2 separate regions of the Mus musculus genome follow, and region 2 is linked to region 1. Evidence: chromatin loops called from intact Hi-C (ENCODE). Cell type or tissue: heart. All regions are shown on one strand. Each heading gives the region's core, and the rest is flanking DNA. Links, peaks and the distances in the headings are about the cores only.

Evidence for each region. Hi-C counts contacts between places; a loop is a spot of excess contacts. Peaks named below come from ENCODE experiments on the same cell type or tissue, not always from the same donor. Only the 100,000 strongest peaks of a DNase experiment are listed, where the experiment ranks them.
Region 2: it touches region 1 in a loop (2.3-fold over the local background); 3 of 42 quality-filtered maps call a loop at or near these places.

Annotation. Positions count from the first base shown.
Region 1 is chr1:87,468,036-87,476,359 of GRCm38, reverse strand. It overlaps Snorc (secondary ossification center associated regulator of chondrocyte maturation), which reads right to left and starts at 6,159. Exons shown (of 3, transcript NM_028473.2): 1 at 5,949-6,159; 2 at 1,155-1,337; 3 at 878-1,031. The coding sequence starts at 6,021. The coding sequence ends at 922. In heart, for the core only: a CTCF peak has its summit at 7,868 (motif pointing left); a DNase peak (open chromatin) is centred at 3,579; H3K4me3 peaks cover 865 bases; H3K27ac peaks cover 499 bases; H3K27me3 peaks cover 3,939 bases.
Region 2 is chr1:87,603,894-87,612,217 of GRCm38, reverse strand. No RefSeq gene overlaps it. Among named protein-coding and RNA genes, the nearest start is that of Inpp5d, 12 kb to the left of the region's middle. In heart, for the core only: a CTCF peak has its summit at 3,596 (motif pointing right); DNase peaks (open chromatin) are centred at 3,607 and 4,347; H3K27me3 peaks cover 389 bases.

The sequences.
Region 1 (8,324 bases), core at 229-8,228:
TACCGGCATTGCAGGTGCCTACTGCCATGCCTGACCCAGAACAGACCTGTTCAAGCTACTAGCCTTTACAGGATCTCCCCACAGATCACAGCCCAGCTCTTGGTGATGTTGAGACCTTAGTCCCTTGAGCACTCCTGGAAGGATATGTCACCTTGCTACATTGCAACCAGAGGGTCACAGCTCTTACCCTGGCTTGCCCAGCCATCCCAACCACCCTCACACACACCCCATTCTGTCCCCGGATGTTCCCCAACATCTGGGTCAGCTGGAAAAGGAAGAACAGCACCTAGGAAGAGCATATTCAATAACCCGGGGGCCCCAGGAATATGAATGGTTGGAGTCAGGAAAAGTCTGACCCCTGGGAGGAGAATGAAGACACAAGGATTGGGCTTCTGAATTAGAATATGGCCCCTCCTGCCTGAGTGAAGGTCAAACGCTTTTACTACCCCATCCAATGTCAGTCCTCCAGAGACGGGTCCTGTGTGAGTTGATCTCTAGGAATAGGGTGAATGAACCTGAGCCAAGCCCTCCCGCTCCCTACCCTTCTCCTGCTCACACTAGGCGGAAGCGCTTGGGGCCAGGAGTAGTGGCGGGGGCGGGGGGGGGGGGCACTCAGGCACACTGCGGTGGGGGCACAGCAGGGGACACAGTGAGTGGTACTTAGCAGACACTTGCGCTCAGGCGCCCTGCATTCACTCACTCGGGGCGCAACACATGCACGTGACCAAGCATGCACATGTTCTCTGCCTGCCACCCACGACCCCCCAGGCACGCGGCGTGGCCCAGCAATACGCCCCCATCCAGGTTCGCACGCGGCTGCACCTGCACACGGGCTCGCACACGCGGGGATACGGAGGGGACAAAGGAGAGCACAAGATGCAGAGTCGCCGCGGGCCGGCCTGTGCGGCTCCTTTATTGGCTTCAAGAAGCGGAAAACTTCCTTAGCGCGACGACCACGAGTGCCAGCACCACGCAGGTAGCCAGCAGGGCAGCGATCACGATGGCTGCAATGGCGCCTGGTCCAAGCGATCCTATGGAGGACAGAGGACCATGTTACCCCTCCCCTTCCCAAATCCAGCCCAGGCCTGCCCTTCAATGCCTTCTTTACCTCTCATCCTCCTCCCTCCCCTCTCCTTGCTCCGCCCAGGTCCTACCTCCATCCTGGTCCACCCTGGCAGGAGGGGTGCTGTCCTCTGGTGCTGGAGCAGAGGTGGGGAACGGAGGGCCAGAGACAGCAAATTCCTGGTTGTGGCTTGTGCTCTCCAGGGGACCTTCACCAGAGGGCAATTCAATAGGCTCGTTCCACAGGGTGGGATCGGGCTCCTGGGGACCCTCTGCTGCAAAGTCAAAAATAGACAGTGGAGCTCAGGTAGTCTGTGGGCAGGGATGCCAACTCTCTCCACCAGATCAACTAAGGGATGCCCTACACCAGCTCCCACATTTCACAAGGTAAGGCACCTGGCTCAGAAATTCTCTCCTAAGTTTGGGAAACCATTCACATGTGACCCACAAAACACCTGTTGAGCATTGAAGCCATTAGAAGACAGATTGATAGGGGGCAGAGAGCCAGGGACAGTTGCAAAAAGTGGGGGTTGCTCTGTCCCCCAGGGCAGATACAGCTCAGCTATCACCTGGGGCAAAAGCCTAGTCAAGGACCTTTGAGGGTACCACTTCTCAGACGAAGGCTGGGAGAAGCCAACCCTGGGCCTCTAGCAGCCCCCCTACCCGTCTGCCCCTTCAATCCAAGACAGCATATTGCTGCTTGCAGGAAATGGGGGACAGATGAAGGGGAGGTGGCCAGCAAAGGCAGGCTTCCCACACTCCATCGGTCTCAGCACCCTGAGCTGCATTTCATCAACAGTCCTCTACCTCTGGGGCTGGGAGTCGGCATGGTTTGGGGTACTCAGGGATCCCAGAGTGAAGCAAAAAGATAGGAAACACAGGATGGATACCAGTCACATGGCCTGATGTTTCCACTGCCTCAGCCTTCCCTCCCCCTAAACACACACCACTATAAGAAGCCCAGTCTGTAAAGCCCAGAGCACCACCCACTAGGCCAGTGTCTCCCCCATGACAAGTTCAAGACCAGGCTGGTATCAGGCTCTAAGGTCCCCTTAGCCTGTCTGTCAGGTATCTCAGCTGGTCCCCTGACCAAGGCTTGATTTCATCTGGGAAGGAAAGCCAGGGGCATTCAGCCCCAAGCAGGTTCCATACAGAGACCCAATGGATATCATTCGATCATCTAATTAATTAGCTGCCTGCGGCACAGGGATCATTTTATTCCTAATCAGAGTAAAGAAAGTCAAGGTTCAGGTTAAGTGGAGACAGCCATGGTGGTCCAAAGCCCTGGACAGGCTAGTGATGGCTCTGTCTTCCCAGTGTCCTCCAGTAAAGCTGTACCTCTCTTACCAGCTCTTCCACAACTTGCAGGTCCCTGGAACTCCTTTGAGCTAAGGGCTCCATCTTTGGGTGCCTCTGTCCCTCTGTGGACAGGCTCAGAATAAGGATAGCCCAGGATAGACCCATGAGACTGGAGTGTTCCTGTTCATGGTTTCCCCCCATCTCCCAGGGTAAACAGGACACAGCCAAAGCCCGACTCTGGTCAACCTCAAAATAACTAAGCCCTTCAAAAAACAAAAACAAAAACAAACAAACAAACAAAAAACGCCAAGGTCTGGAAAGGAGAAAGAAGTGTGAGGGTTTGTTCTGGACCAGGACAGGGAGGGGTCCTGTGTTCTATCAGAGAATCTGGGTAAGGCAGGTAAATACAGTGCTGGGGTTACTGTCCCAGTTTGAAGCCACATTCTGGTTGGGAAAGAGACTGCCCTTGTTCTCAACAACAGAGGTCAAATGATGTCGGCAATTTTGCTTCTGCATTTGGGCCTGGGTAGCTATGTGGCAAATAGTGGTGACTGGTGACCAGGTAAAATCTGTGCCAGAGTTCAGAAGATAATTTTACAACTTTTTTTTTTTTTTTTTTGGTAAAATTGAAATCTTTGCACCATAAAATTTTGGCAGATCCCTTAGGATTTTGGTAGATCCCTTAGGATTTTGGCAGGTCCCTTAGGATTTTGGCAGGTCCCTTAGGATTTTGGCAGGTCCTTTAGGCATTAGCCTAAAGCATCTCACAAGCCTGGGCCGGACTTGAGACTCAGCTTGTAGGTAGGGACTACCATCATGTGCCCCGGGGCGTCCCAAAACTAGACCCCCTTTTCAGAAAAGACTGGCAAAAGGCCCACGAAGACCTTTGCCTCCTACTGCAGAAGCCTCCCTCTCATAGAGTGGCCCCAGCCAGCCTCCCTCTAAGCGTGGAGAGTGCTCTGTGAGGCCACAGTGACCTGCTTAGAGGAGGCAGTGTTCATAGTCTGAGAACCACAATGAACGACCTCAGGTCTCAAGCAATCTAGTGTCAGGCTCCTAGGGCTGGAAAAAAAAAAGCAAGTATGCCTGCCATTCAACAGGCCTTGAGGTCTGGGCTTCATAGACTGCCTGTCTGTCCCGAGACTCTTCACGACACACCCAAAATAGACAAACAGGCTGGCCCCTCCCTATCCCACCTCTACTGGCCAAAGCTCACCTCCAGTACCAGGCGTCTGACCAGGGAGGCCGCCCAAGGCTTCTGAGTGCCAGGGCCAGCCAGCCGAAGTGGTGCCTACTTCCTGGCCAGGGACTGAGTTTGCCCCAACCCACCAAGGAAGGGGTGCACCTGTGGGCCGTAGCCAAGGCGTTATCTTGTTTTTCCTATGCAAGCCATGTTCTCCAGACTTAGAACATTAAGAAAGAGCAGCAAGCCAGCTCCCTTCCAGTCATCTGGTGAAGCCAGGAACTATAGGCCAGTGTGCCAGGAGGAGAGGGGTGAGGGTGGGGAGGAGGAGGCCTGGGAGGTGTGTACAGGGGCCCCGGGAGCAGAGTGTAGAGGGCAGAGGCAAGCGTTGATGGAGAGGGCAGGCACGGCAGGAGATTTCTGTTCTGTCCACCTTGGCCACAAGGACACTCAAACACCATGACAGTGAGCAAGGTCACAGGAGTTTCTGTTCTGGCAGAGGTGACACGGTGTCAGTGTCACAAGCTTGGATACCCCAGGCTGTCCCCTTAACCCCACCACCCCAAGCTCCTCTGCCTTTTGGTAAATAAGTTTGTTCAACGGTTGGTCTGACCACAGGCCCCCAGGCCAGGCGCCCATGCTCACAGACGGCCTTTGTGCAGACATGAAGAGCCTTTTCATCCCCACCCTGGCCTCCTGCCCACTCAACCTGGCCTGCTCCCCTACCTCAGTGGCTGTGGCCACCAGCTGAGGCGGGAAGGGTGGCAGGCTGGAGTACCCCAGGAGTACCCCATCTCCTCTTTCCTGCTATGAGACTGCAGCCCAGGAGAGACAGGGCCACAGACCTCGTACACACCTGTGCAGACCTATGCGTCCATGGCTAGTTCTGAGAACCTCCTATCTCCCCACTCCCAGAATAGCCAGAACCCCAAAACCCAAGGTGGGATTTGCATGCTCATGCCTGCTGTGGGCCCGCCTGTTCCTAGGGGAGAAGGAAGTCGTGGAAAAAGAGGGAGGTGAGGTCAGGCGAGGTCTTGGCTATTCCCAAAGCTTCTGTGGGAACAGAAAGCCCACCCACTAGAGTTGTGTATGTATAATCTGACCGGGGCTCTGGCTAGAGGCTTAGGTTGGAAGAAACCTAACAGAAACCTGGACAGGAGCCACTAGGAAGGCTCCAGCTGCAGGGTCCTGCCAGGCAACAGCCTCACTGTGGCAGGAAGCGGTGTGGGTCTCAGCTCCAAGTCCTAGGCAATAGAAAATGCCTCCTCCCACTGTAAGTCCTAACTCAGGGGTACTTCAGGCTACATTACCGAGCACAGCTCCCACTCCAGAAGCTGGGTGTGTCCCAACATATGAGAAGAGATGGTTCTCCCCAAAATCCATTCGGGCTTTGAACCCTGCTCACACTCTGAACACTGAGTGTTGACTGGACATTTGGCCATCCTCAGAGCCCTGCATTGAGCCCTGGTGAGGCCTTAGCATCCCACTATGAGGGAGGCAGCGTAGTGGGTGCCACCTTCTACAGATTAGGAAATGGCCAAGAGAGGTATGAGCCAGGCTGGGCAGAGTCAGGTCTTTAGCTATTTCCTGGGGTGTTGAGGGGAGGTAGAACGGCCCACAGACCACCGTCACCATCCTGGGGTGTGGCCGCGAGTTCCGAGGCTATGCTTCTACCACAGAGGTGACTTCTTTCCTTTGTAGACACACAGACACCCCTAAAGTTCAGGCAGCAATGTTGTAAGACAACCAGGGAACCCAGAGGCCTTTCTGCAGACTACTGAACAACTGCGCGAGATTTATTTTCTCATAATCAAAGCCTATCTGTGCCTATGTCCCTGCTCTGAAGCAGACCCAGAGCAGGCCTGCCATGCAGTGTTTTTTTCAGACCCCAGAGAGGCCACCTAGGGCTCAGTCCAGTTTCCTCACTATCCTGCAAAAGACTCTAAGAAATATTTATCTCTATGGGGACAGCACCTAGGTCGTAAGTCAGAAGGAAAGGGTTTGCAGAATTTAAAGGAATCATGAGTCTCTGGGTTTTCTGCCCAGAGGGTCTCTGGCCTTTAGCCCTTTGCCTTATGTCTGATGAGTCCTCCAGCCTCCCAGGTCCAGAAGTCTCCAGGTGTTCTAGCGGCAAAGTATTACCCCAAGAACATCAGACAGCCAAATGTACCAGACCCTGATACCCAAGTCTTTTTCAATGGCCACCCATCCTGCTGCTAACATACATCATCTTACTCGGTTTCTACCAGCCAGCATTGTGGGAGTCTCCCAGAATCACCACAGCTGGGAATCCCACCTTGTGTGAGGGGCTTGTACCCCATAGGTACTGGAGGATCTGGTCCCAGTGGTAGTTATTGGCCCTGAGAAGTTGGTAGCAGCAGAGCTGAGGGCCTGCGCCCCTTACCTGTGAGCACCGCAGGGGCCAGGACCCCAGAGATGAGCAGCAGCGCCACGCGCAGGGCCAGACAAGATGCCATCCTGGCAGGGAGTGAGCAGTCTTATGGGACACAGAGGACTAGGCGGCTGGGCTCAGGCAGCGGGAAAGAGGCTTCAAAGAGCTGGGAAGGGTTTTCATCAATGCAAACTCTGTCCTCCTGGGACACCGTGCCCGCCCCTCACACATGCACGCGCATGCACACACACACACACACACACACACACACACACACAGAGAGAGAGAGAGAGAGAGAGAGAGAGAGAGAGAGAGAGAGAGAGAGAGAGAGAGCGCACTCAGACAGACCTGCAGTCCTGAACTACCAAACAGCCCCACCCTGGAGAGGAGAGGAGAGGAGAGGAGAGGAGAGGAGAGGAGAGGAGAGGAGAGGAGAGGAGAGGAGAGGAGAGGAGAGGAGAGGAGAGGAGAGGAGAGGAGAGGAGAGGAGAGGAGAGGAGAGGAGAGGAGAGAAAAGGGGAGAGAAAGGGAGAGAAGGGGAGGGGAGGGGAGGGGAGGGGAGGGGAGAGAGAGGGTTCCTTTCCTCTCTCTCTGTCTCTGCCCTGCTCCCCTCCTCTTTCTCTTCTCTGTCTCTCTGTCTCTGTCTCTCTGTCTCACTCTCTCTGTCTCTCTCTCTCTCTCTCTCTCTCTCTCTCTCTCTCTCACACACACACACACACACACACACACATATTCCTGGACTAGTGAAAGTACAAACTTTCCCAGCCTCCCAAGACAGGAGCCTCACCCAGGCACAACAAATGCCTTGAGCCACTGTGCTCAGGACTCTGGGAGACCCTGCTCAGGACCCTTCCACTGGCCCTTACTAAAGCTAAGGTTGTGAGGCATTTTCTATTAAAGCCCCTTGGCCAGCCGCTCTAGGCCCCTTCCAGGAAGGTCTCAATGCACAAGTCCTTCTCCCTGGCTCCCTTGTTCTTGTAGGCACTCTCCACTAATCCAGAGACTCAGTTTCACCTTTAAGCCTGGGCTTGGCTCAGAGTTCAGCTCACTACCTTCCCAACAGGTCTGACCAAGCACATTGGCCTCCTCAGCCTCTGCCTACACCCACAGATGGACTTCAACACACGCGCGCACACACACACACACACACACACACACACACACACACACACACAGGTGTGCTCACCCTGCAAGTTCCCCAAGTCTCTTAAGCCCCTGAGGCTCTGCTACTTCATAGTTTTCCAAACAAAAAGGCAAATTCCCTAGCCAGTCTTCCCTCTGCTTTCCTGCTCTCTCCCTATGTTCCAGCTGCTGGCCCCAACAATAGGGCTCCTGCAGGATACTAGCGTGGCTCCTGCCCCAGGGCCTTTGCACTCTATCTTCTTCCCTAGAAAGTAGTAGCTACACTCATCATCATGTTTCTCCAGGTCTGAGCTTGGTCAGTCAGCCTGTGTCCTGTCGTTGGGTCACTTTAAGGTTCTTCACAGCACTTACATTTTTATGAATTTTCATATCGCTCCCCCTTGTGTGTTCATTTTCAGAAGAGAAGCATGCACACGAGGTGCATGAATCAACCTTTCGTTGCTGTGACAAAGTGCCAGAGATGACTTTTTAAAAGAGTTTACTCTGGCTCATGGCTGCAGGTTTTATGGTCCTGGTCAACTTGTCCTGTTGCTTGAGCCTACGGAGAGGCAGAGCATCACAGTGGTGGCAGGGAACAGGGGAGGCTGCGGTTCTCACAGCAGAGGAAGAAAGGCAGGGAGACACACCTGGCTGGGGACAAGACACACTTTGAAAAGCATGCTGAGGTCTACTCCCAACCAGGTTCTGCTTCCTTCAGCTGTGAACCCATCGATGAAACAGCTAAGTCACTAATGAAGTTACCACACACATAATGCAATCTTTTCTCAATAGTGCCACCAGCTGGAGACTATACCTTCAACACACGAGCCTTTTGGGATGACACTTCATATCCAAATCATAAAAAAAAAAAATGTGCAGAAATTTTGTGTACAGGTCAGCGAACTCTTGTATCCATGTACATGTGTGTAATCTCTGCCCCCATCAGCCAAAACCACGCTCGGCATGCCAGCATGGCTCCTCTCAAGCCCACACCCACCGATGGGCATCTTTGCTTCTGGTGCTGGGACATATACTGCCCTAAGAGTGTGTCTCAGAGCATCCGTAGTAATCAGGATGTTTCCAGACTGGGGTTCTTACAAATATAGCTTCCATGTTCTTGCACATCCTCCCTTGTGGATGCCAGTGTCTCTTGGCTATGTGTCTGGAAATGAACCTTCTGGGTCCAAGTGCAGGCAAGTGTTCAGGTTCGCACTGTCTGAAAACAGTTTGAGGTTCATGGCGCTTCATGTCCTCACAGACACTTAC
Region 2 (8,324 bases), core at 188-8,187, 140 kb before region 1:
CCCCCACCCTCTTCAAGCAGGAGACCATGAAGCAGCCTCACGTGAAACACAAGGACTGCATTTGAGTGCGTGGCTGTCATCTCCCACCTCCCTTTCCCTAGAGCATCTGCTGACTATTCAGGGGCCACAACCTTGAAGTCCCCATGATCCCTCAAATGGCTTAAGAGCTTCCTGTCTGCCTTACATTATATTCAGCCATCCTCCAGGATTCCCCCAGGACCCTTCTTAGTAGGACCTGAAGCGAAGGTGAGACAGCCTTCTGTGTCTCTCAAAGGGAGAATAGTACATGGGTAAATGAATGCATGTGTGTTATTTCTCAGATATTCAAAGCAAGAATCCAAGCTTTTGAAAGGGTTCTGACAGTTTGGAGGGCCCAGAGAAAGTTCTAGAATGTGACAGTTTCAAGGACACTCATGGGGGAAGATCCAGGTGTGTGCGTATATTTGTGTGTGTGTGTGTGTAAGTAGTGCCCATGTGCAGCTGCATGTTCTATTACATGGGGTTTCCCTAGGCGTTAGGAAGGGAGGCAGGCACAGATCATGTCTGTAGAGCAGTGATGCCCATGAGCAGGAGCTAAGTGACATTTTCTGTTCTAATATAGTGAGTTGGGTGATGCACCATCATGTCTTCTTTTCTTTTGTTTGTTTAATTGAGACACAGTCTCTGTGTGTAGCTGGCCTGGAACTTACGATGTGCCTAGGCTGGCCTTGAACTCACAATGATCCTCCTGCACCAGTCTCCCAAGGGCTGAGATTACAGATGTATGCCATTGCTCCCAGCTATTGTTTAATTAATATGTACAGTAAATGTTACCATCTTAGGAATGAGGTAGGGAGACTGGTTTGTTTGTGAAATAAGATTGCACTGAGTAGCCCAGGTTGGCTACTTGTGGCTATCCTCCAGCCTCAGCTTTCTGAATGCTGGGATTCAAGACTTGAGGCACCACAGCCAGAGAGACTCCATTTTAAAATGAGGTCTTCCCTCTTCTTGTCTTCCACTCAACAATGCACGCTTTTGCTTTTTATTATAACATTATAAAGCATGTCTAAAATGTATTTTAAAACCTCTTTGATTTTGTAACACAATTTAAAACAAATACATTGTATGGCAACACAAAGCCACTCTCTTTATATCTTTATTTTGGAAGTTGTGGTTTTTGCTTAAGTTGGTTTTTTGTTTCTTTTTGTTTGTTTGTTTGTTTGTTTTTTAATAGAAAATCAGGCACAAATGAACACATTAGCTTAGGACTCTATAGGACCAGGATCATCAGTATTGCTGTTATTAGCCCCCATATCCTGTTGTCATGCCAGCATTCTGGGCAGGGCCTGAGGTCTGGTTGTCTGCTCAGAAACACCCGCAGAGCTCCTCAGAGTCAACCTTGTCCTCTGCCTGCCACAGCTGTCCACCACCCCGCTGAGTGTTGAAACCTTTTCGTGTTGATAAACTCCTTTGAAGTTGTGGATGATGCTCTCAGTGCTTCTAGATGGCATTCATCACGTTCCTCGGTGACATCACTCAAGCCTGAGCAAGGTTCTTGATGTGATCATAGAGGTTGCAAGACTAGAATGGAGTCAGGGTTTCGCCAGCATCTTGTCCTGAAAGGTGTGGTGCTTGCCAGTACTTCTGTGGCTTGCCAAGTTACTTGGGACTCCTTACACTCCCTTAGGACACTGGCAGTGTGTGCTTATTAATATACTGTACTCTAGCAGTGTGTACTTATTAATATACTGCAAGGCTCTGAGGCACTCATCTAGCCAGAACTTAGAGGAATCAACTTGTATCGTGCCATACCACCCCTAAGCAAGTCATCTGTCTCGTCTGTAAAAACCTGAAGACCTTGCATTGACGTGGTCTCTTAGCTATGGAAAGTCCTTTCACACATCTGTCCCAGAGCAGGGATGCTTCACCCATATTCAACATTTACTCTAGTCACTAATCTGTCCCAGAGCAGGGATGCTTCACCCATATTCAACATTTGCTCTAGTCACTAAATGCTGTTTCCTCCACAAGTAGCTGATGCAGAACTACCCACAGTTTGTCAACGACTGAAATACCCTGATGTGGTATGTGACTGTATGTATGTGGCACTGTCACCAATGACACCCTGTCGGGGGGGGGGGGGTGTCTCCTAACATGATAATAGTGCTTAAAAAGTTCTTATTTCTGGTGGTGTCATGGATGTTCTGATAGTATAAGCTGGTGTTCCATTCATTTGTCTGGAGCGAGGCTGGTGACAAAAACCCACTGCACAGTAGGCTGTATAAAAGCAGGCTAATACAGTCAGTTACAGAACAACATATTTATTTATTTGGCTTTAGTCTTTCTATATAGCTCAGGCTGGACTCAAACATGAGATCCTTCTGCCTCAGCCAGCCTCCTAAGTGCTGGTATTGTGGTATGGGACAAGAATATTTTGTAATGATAATAAACAGCCATGTTCATTTTTAACGCGTTGTGCTTTTAACCAGTATTTTGTGCTGCTCCCCCTACTTTTAAAAAGGTTTGACTGTACTACGGTGAGCCAGCGTCTTGATGACATCATTTTCTCCTGTTCCTGATTCAATCTTGCATTTTTCTGTCCATGTAACCCTCAGGGCACCAGCAGACATTACACAGCTGCCACAGCAGCAGGCCACACCTTCTAGGTCCATGGAACTTCATTTGCATCATAGGACTGCATCGACTTCTTCCAAGTCAAAGATCAAGGATACTCATGAGGAGGACGGTAGCTGTGGTTGTGAGCTGGGAAGGCTCTCTTCCCATCTGGCCCCTGCGCTCTTTCCTGTCTATCCACTCCCCTTGCTCATTTCTCTCTCCATCCAGTCTTCTCTCTGCTCCTTCTAGCTGCCACATCTCCTCTAAGTTGCCTCAGTTAGGGCACTGCTCCGTTGGACTATCATCTCGCTTCTCAGTTCCATTTGCATTTCTGCTTCTGGACGAGATCCTCAGGGTGGTCTTTACAAGTCCTACACCAGGCTTTGGACCACATCCTTAAGGTGGTCTTTGCAAGTCCTAGCATCAGGCTTCAGCAGACACAGGTTTCCTTCAAGCTTGCAAAGTTCGTTGCAACTGGTCTTAGAGCACTTGGCTGGCTTCCTGGGAACAGGCTTGCCTTGAGGATGGAACGATGGTAGCCTCAGTTCATCCTATCTCTCCTCCGTATCTCTGAAAACTCTATTGCAGCAGTTCAGATCAGACATGGAATCATACACAGGACCAGGGCCAGAGTCTGAAGGCCAGCCTTGTAACATTTGGCCCATCTGAATCACACTGTATCTCAGGAAAGTGGGGAAGACATCTCTGCTGAAGGGTGAGAGGCAGTGAAGCATGGCTGGCCTGGGGGGTTGTTTAGGATAAGATAGAAATCCTGTGTGACTCAGATGATCAGTGCCCGGAGGGCAGTGCCTTGGCCAGCACAGGATTGGGTAGACTCCTGGCACCCAATGGTGCCACAGAATGCTGGCACAGGGTGTAGCCAGCATCACTAAGAATCACCTCTGGTTAACAACCTTGCTTTGAAGGAGGATAGCATCTTACAAGTACACAGCTTACCCGCAGCTTCTACAACCCTAGGTTAGGGCCTGAGCCTTGCAGTTTCCACCGCCAGGGGGCGCCTTGACCTCTGGCCTCCCCAAGCCTGAACAACATTCAGGTGTCAATCAAGACCAGCTCGTCCCTTTTCAAATAAAGCCAGCAACAGGAACAGACTCCATTTCCCAAGAGGACAAAGAACTCATGATGTCTTGATCCGTGCTTCATGGCATAGTTGAAAACGGGAAACCTGGCTGTGACAGAAAACCAGGCAGTGACAAGATATGGGTGGGATCAAGTGGGTAGGAAGAATTGAGTAAGAACTTGAGCCAGTGTCGCCAGGACTCTTAGGGACAGGGCATAATAGTAATGATACAGTAGTAAATGAAAGAGACAAAAGACAAAAAAAACAAAAAAACAAAAACCTCAAGAACCAAAAAACCACACACAAAACCAACCAACCAACCAATAAAACAACAACAACAAACCAATTTGAAATAACCATCCCAGAAGAACGCTCTGAAGACGCTCAGTCTGGTGGCAGATTCCTAATTCATCTTTTTTTTTCCACCCTGGGACTCCATTCCCTGAGTCAAGCCCCAGACCAGAGGGTCAGCCCACCACAGTTGCCAGGCTACTTACTGCACTGTGCCATGCCTGGACCTCCTCCAACCTGTGTTCTGGTCTCCAGCACTTCCCAAGCGTGAATCACGACAGCCTCCCTTGGCAGGGCCCGCGGCCGCGCTTCCTAAACGCCTTTTCTGCCAACAGCTACCCGCTTTCTGTGGTGATTACGTGTCAGCTGCTCCCTGCTTCAGACTTTTTACCTCTTCCTCTATGCTTCCTCAGCCAGCAGCTATCTTCACTGATCTGCCAAAAACCCTCACTGTGGGTTCCAGAATCTTCTCCCCAGCCCCGTCTTCCTCCTATGCCACCCGCCCTACCCTCAGCCGACTTTGAGTTTCCGGGGTTACACCCTGGTTTAAAAAAAAATGTTTCTGAAATGGCTTTCCACTTTTGTGGGACCGGCTGCTGCCTCACCCTGGGCCATAAGCCTTTTCTGACACCTGCTGAATGCTGTCCATCTTCTTTGCCCCACCTCCTGAGCCTCTACAATAAGCCACGCCTCTAGAGCGCTTGCCCCGCTACAGGCTCCTCTTCCCACTTAACCACCACACTGTCACGTTGTGGGCACTTGTCTTAGATCACGCCCCACAACAGAATATCATGGACGGTGACTCCAACAACGCAACAACAGGTATTTATTTCTTGTCATTTAAAGGGTGGGCATCCACAATCAAGGTTCTGACATTGCTGCTTCTGCTGAGGGCTGTCTTCCTGACTGGCAGGCGGCTACCTTCCATACTTTCCTTTGAACCTACCACCTTTCTGACTTCGTTCGACTTTAGTTGCTACTTAAAAGCACCATCTCCAGAGACAGTCACTTTGGGAGTCACCACAATTCACCCCTTAACAATACCTGGACTGTAGCGATAGATTGCCTCTAGGTGCAAGCACTGCACTAACATTTATGTATGAGTTACCTCGTCCGGGCCACACAGATACTCCTCAAGGCAGACATAACCTCCAACTTCACGCCTGAGAAAGTGAGAACCAGAGAGATTAACCAACCTGCAAATTAGCAGCACACCAGAGCTCCTAGCTCATATCTGAGGATCTCAGAATGGGACTGTGTGCTGTAAGCCTTGAATTAGATAATCAGAACTTTACTGCTAGACTCTGCGATTCCTTTACTCAAAGGTTTCATTCTCCCAGAATCCTCTCCTGTCTGCAAACTCCCAAAGCTCCCCATAGCTCAGACTATTATATCCTGTGACTTCAATGACTTAGGAAACCACTACTGTCCCTCTTTGGTATTTCCTTCCCTTACAGGGACCAGACAGGAGTCCCCTTTACTCTATGCCTGAGTCTTGAATCTTTAGCCAGTTCTATTGATGGTAGCTATAATTGTAGAACACAGGCAAGCAAAATTATGGCCTCCAAATCCTGCTCCACTCCTCTGGCCAGTCCCCAGCCTCTGCTCCACCCCCACCTTCTCCCAGTCTTCACTTCTACACACCCAGTCTCCCTCACTCTTAATGTCCACAACCCCATTTGTGTTTCAGATCCTGGACATCCTCAGAGCCCCTTTCTGCCATCTCTGTCTGAAATATTCCAGCCAGACTCCCTGAACTCCAGAGAAACACAAAAAAACAGGCAGCCCCAGCCCTAGAATAACCCATGTTATGTGTCCAAACAATGTGGTAGCCAGGGACTTCTAGGCCTCCGCTGAGCACCAACCTCCTCCGTTCCCTATCTCCTGTATTCATGCTGCTCTACCCAGCTCACTTCCAGATTCATCAGACTTTAAAATTCTTCACCTCACTGCCCACAAAGAAGAGCAGATCTCCCAGACCACCCTCCTCTGCATCTGCCTTTATTCTCACACACTCTGCTCCTCCAAGGTCACCTTACTACCAAGTTGGGACTGGCTCTCAAATCTCTCATGGTCCTGGCTTTTCTCCTCTCCTCCCCACCCACTCATCCCCTTCATCTTGTGAGAGCAAGCGTGATGGTTCCTATCCTTAAAATCCCTCCCTGCCACAGGTTCTCAGCTTCGGCTATAAATATGAAAGGCTTCCAGCCAGACCAGCTCAATAAAAACCTGCAGGGCAGGCCCTGGGCTTCTCCCTGGGGTCAACAGCATACCTTCTTGCCTAGCCATCAACCCATCTCTTAGCTTAGCTGACACTTTGGGTCTAATTGTCCTCACTTGGCGACTGTTACAATGTAATCACTTCCTACCTGTACCTGCCTTACCCTCTCCTATGGTCTGACCAAAAACTTCTCCGCCTACCAGGCCACCTTGTAGCTCTCAACCCACTCTGTCACAGCCTAGCCAGAGACCCTGAAAGCTTCTTCATTCGATAAATCCTCTAGGCTCCCTCAGCGCTGCTTTCCTTTGTGACCAAGGTCTTCTCCATACTCTTGGGTGCTTGAGAGTGCTCCCCCCTTCTGCATTTTCTGTTGTCTAGTCTACACTCTCTGGGGATACCTTCTCTGACTAGAGCCTGCAAATCCAAGTTCCTAGCCAGACCTCATTCTAAGCTCCCACCCACACATCTCCCCAATGCCTGCCTTTGTGGATAATCCTGGAGGCACTTACACCCCACTCATGTGAATTCTCCCATCTACACTCCAAAACCTGTTCTTCCCCGGACACCACCTATCCAGATTTTTGCCACCAAGCTGGCTTCTTCCAAGTCGGAGGGTGACACCCCCCATTCCCACCTCTTCCTGCCACCCACATCCAATGAGCTTTATAATGTCTTAGGATTCACTTACTTCAGGTCCTGCCTCCATCTGTCCTTGTATCACTGCCCCAGGGCTATTTGGAGAGGCTCTTTCCTGGGCCATCTCCCTCACTGCTATCTCTTCCCATGTCTGCTAGGAGTGTCTTGTCTTTCTGATTGGACCCTTGTCTGCTTGGCTCTGTCCTGGGATAAAAGGACAGCTTCCTGCTCATCACACCAAGCTCCTCCTTGCCTCCCTCCCGTTTCCTGGCCTTGCCCTTCTGCTCTCCCACTCCCAAGCTCTCTCTCCATTCCAGGACCAAATCGGAACCCTGCATGCCTCCTCACTCCTGGACTTGGCACCTAGTCTTTGAGAGCCTGCTTCCAGAAACACACCGGGGAACAAACTTTGCACCTCTTAGAGCATGCTGGGACTTCTTGGGGCCTTCTTGTTATGTCCCATGATACTTAACAAAGGGCTAATCCTCCTCAGGCCCTTGTCCCGTTCCTCTGTGGCCAGGCTAGAAAAAGGCAGACTCGGGAACCTGACCTAGCCTCTCGTCAGCCTTTGCAGTCATGAGCAAGAGGCTTCATTCTCCTCTGTCTTCGTCTCTTCCTTGGTAAAGTGGGGTCATGACAGTGGCCACTGGCTGCAGGTTGTTAGGAGGATCAGATCCTGGACCTCCAAGGGCCTGAAAGCGGGCATGAGGCAGTTCTCAGTAGACTCTTCCTCCAGTACAGTGCAAAACATGTTAAGTCTGCAATATGTATGTGACTCGATTCAAGGAAAAGAAGGCCTGAGATGACAGTATATGAGAGTCCGGTTAAAACCACATTCAGAACGTCCCCAAAAGATCTAGAAGAAAGGCAAGTGCTTCTTGTCAGGGAGGAACACGGGACAGGTGGCAACAACTACCAGGGCATCTGACCCAGAGCTTGGGCCTAGGCTCTGACTGCCCCACCCACACCACCCAGAAACCCTGGCCAGATGAATAAAGTCAGGCTGGGTTATTAATACCAGAGCATTTAGGACTCTATGAGTCTGGGATTTTCTATGCTTGTTCACTTTGGATATTTTACCTAGATTATCCCCCACCAGGAAGATAATAGAGACTGTGATTTATGACTTCAACAACGAATGAATGATGGAAGCAATATGTCTAGAAACTTGGGCATTTGAAGGTTTAGGAAGCCGACAATTACATGACAATGTAGTTCTAAATCAGGAGTTGTGAATGTGTTTCAAGAGCTTTTGGAGGTTTATCTTGACTCAATAACACCTTACGAAGGAGTTGGTGATTTATAGAAACAATCCCCAATAAAGACCAAAATGTGTCCCCAAAGATGTTTCCTCCAGTGTTATTTATAGGGACAAGGAGGGGTGGCCGCAGCGTCTAGCAGAAAAGAGGGCAGCAGTCAAGTGACCCTGGCTGTGTCTGTTGGCTTATTACTTTCTGCAGACGAGCTTCTGGGAGGACATGTTCTGTGTGTCAAGCATGA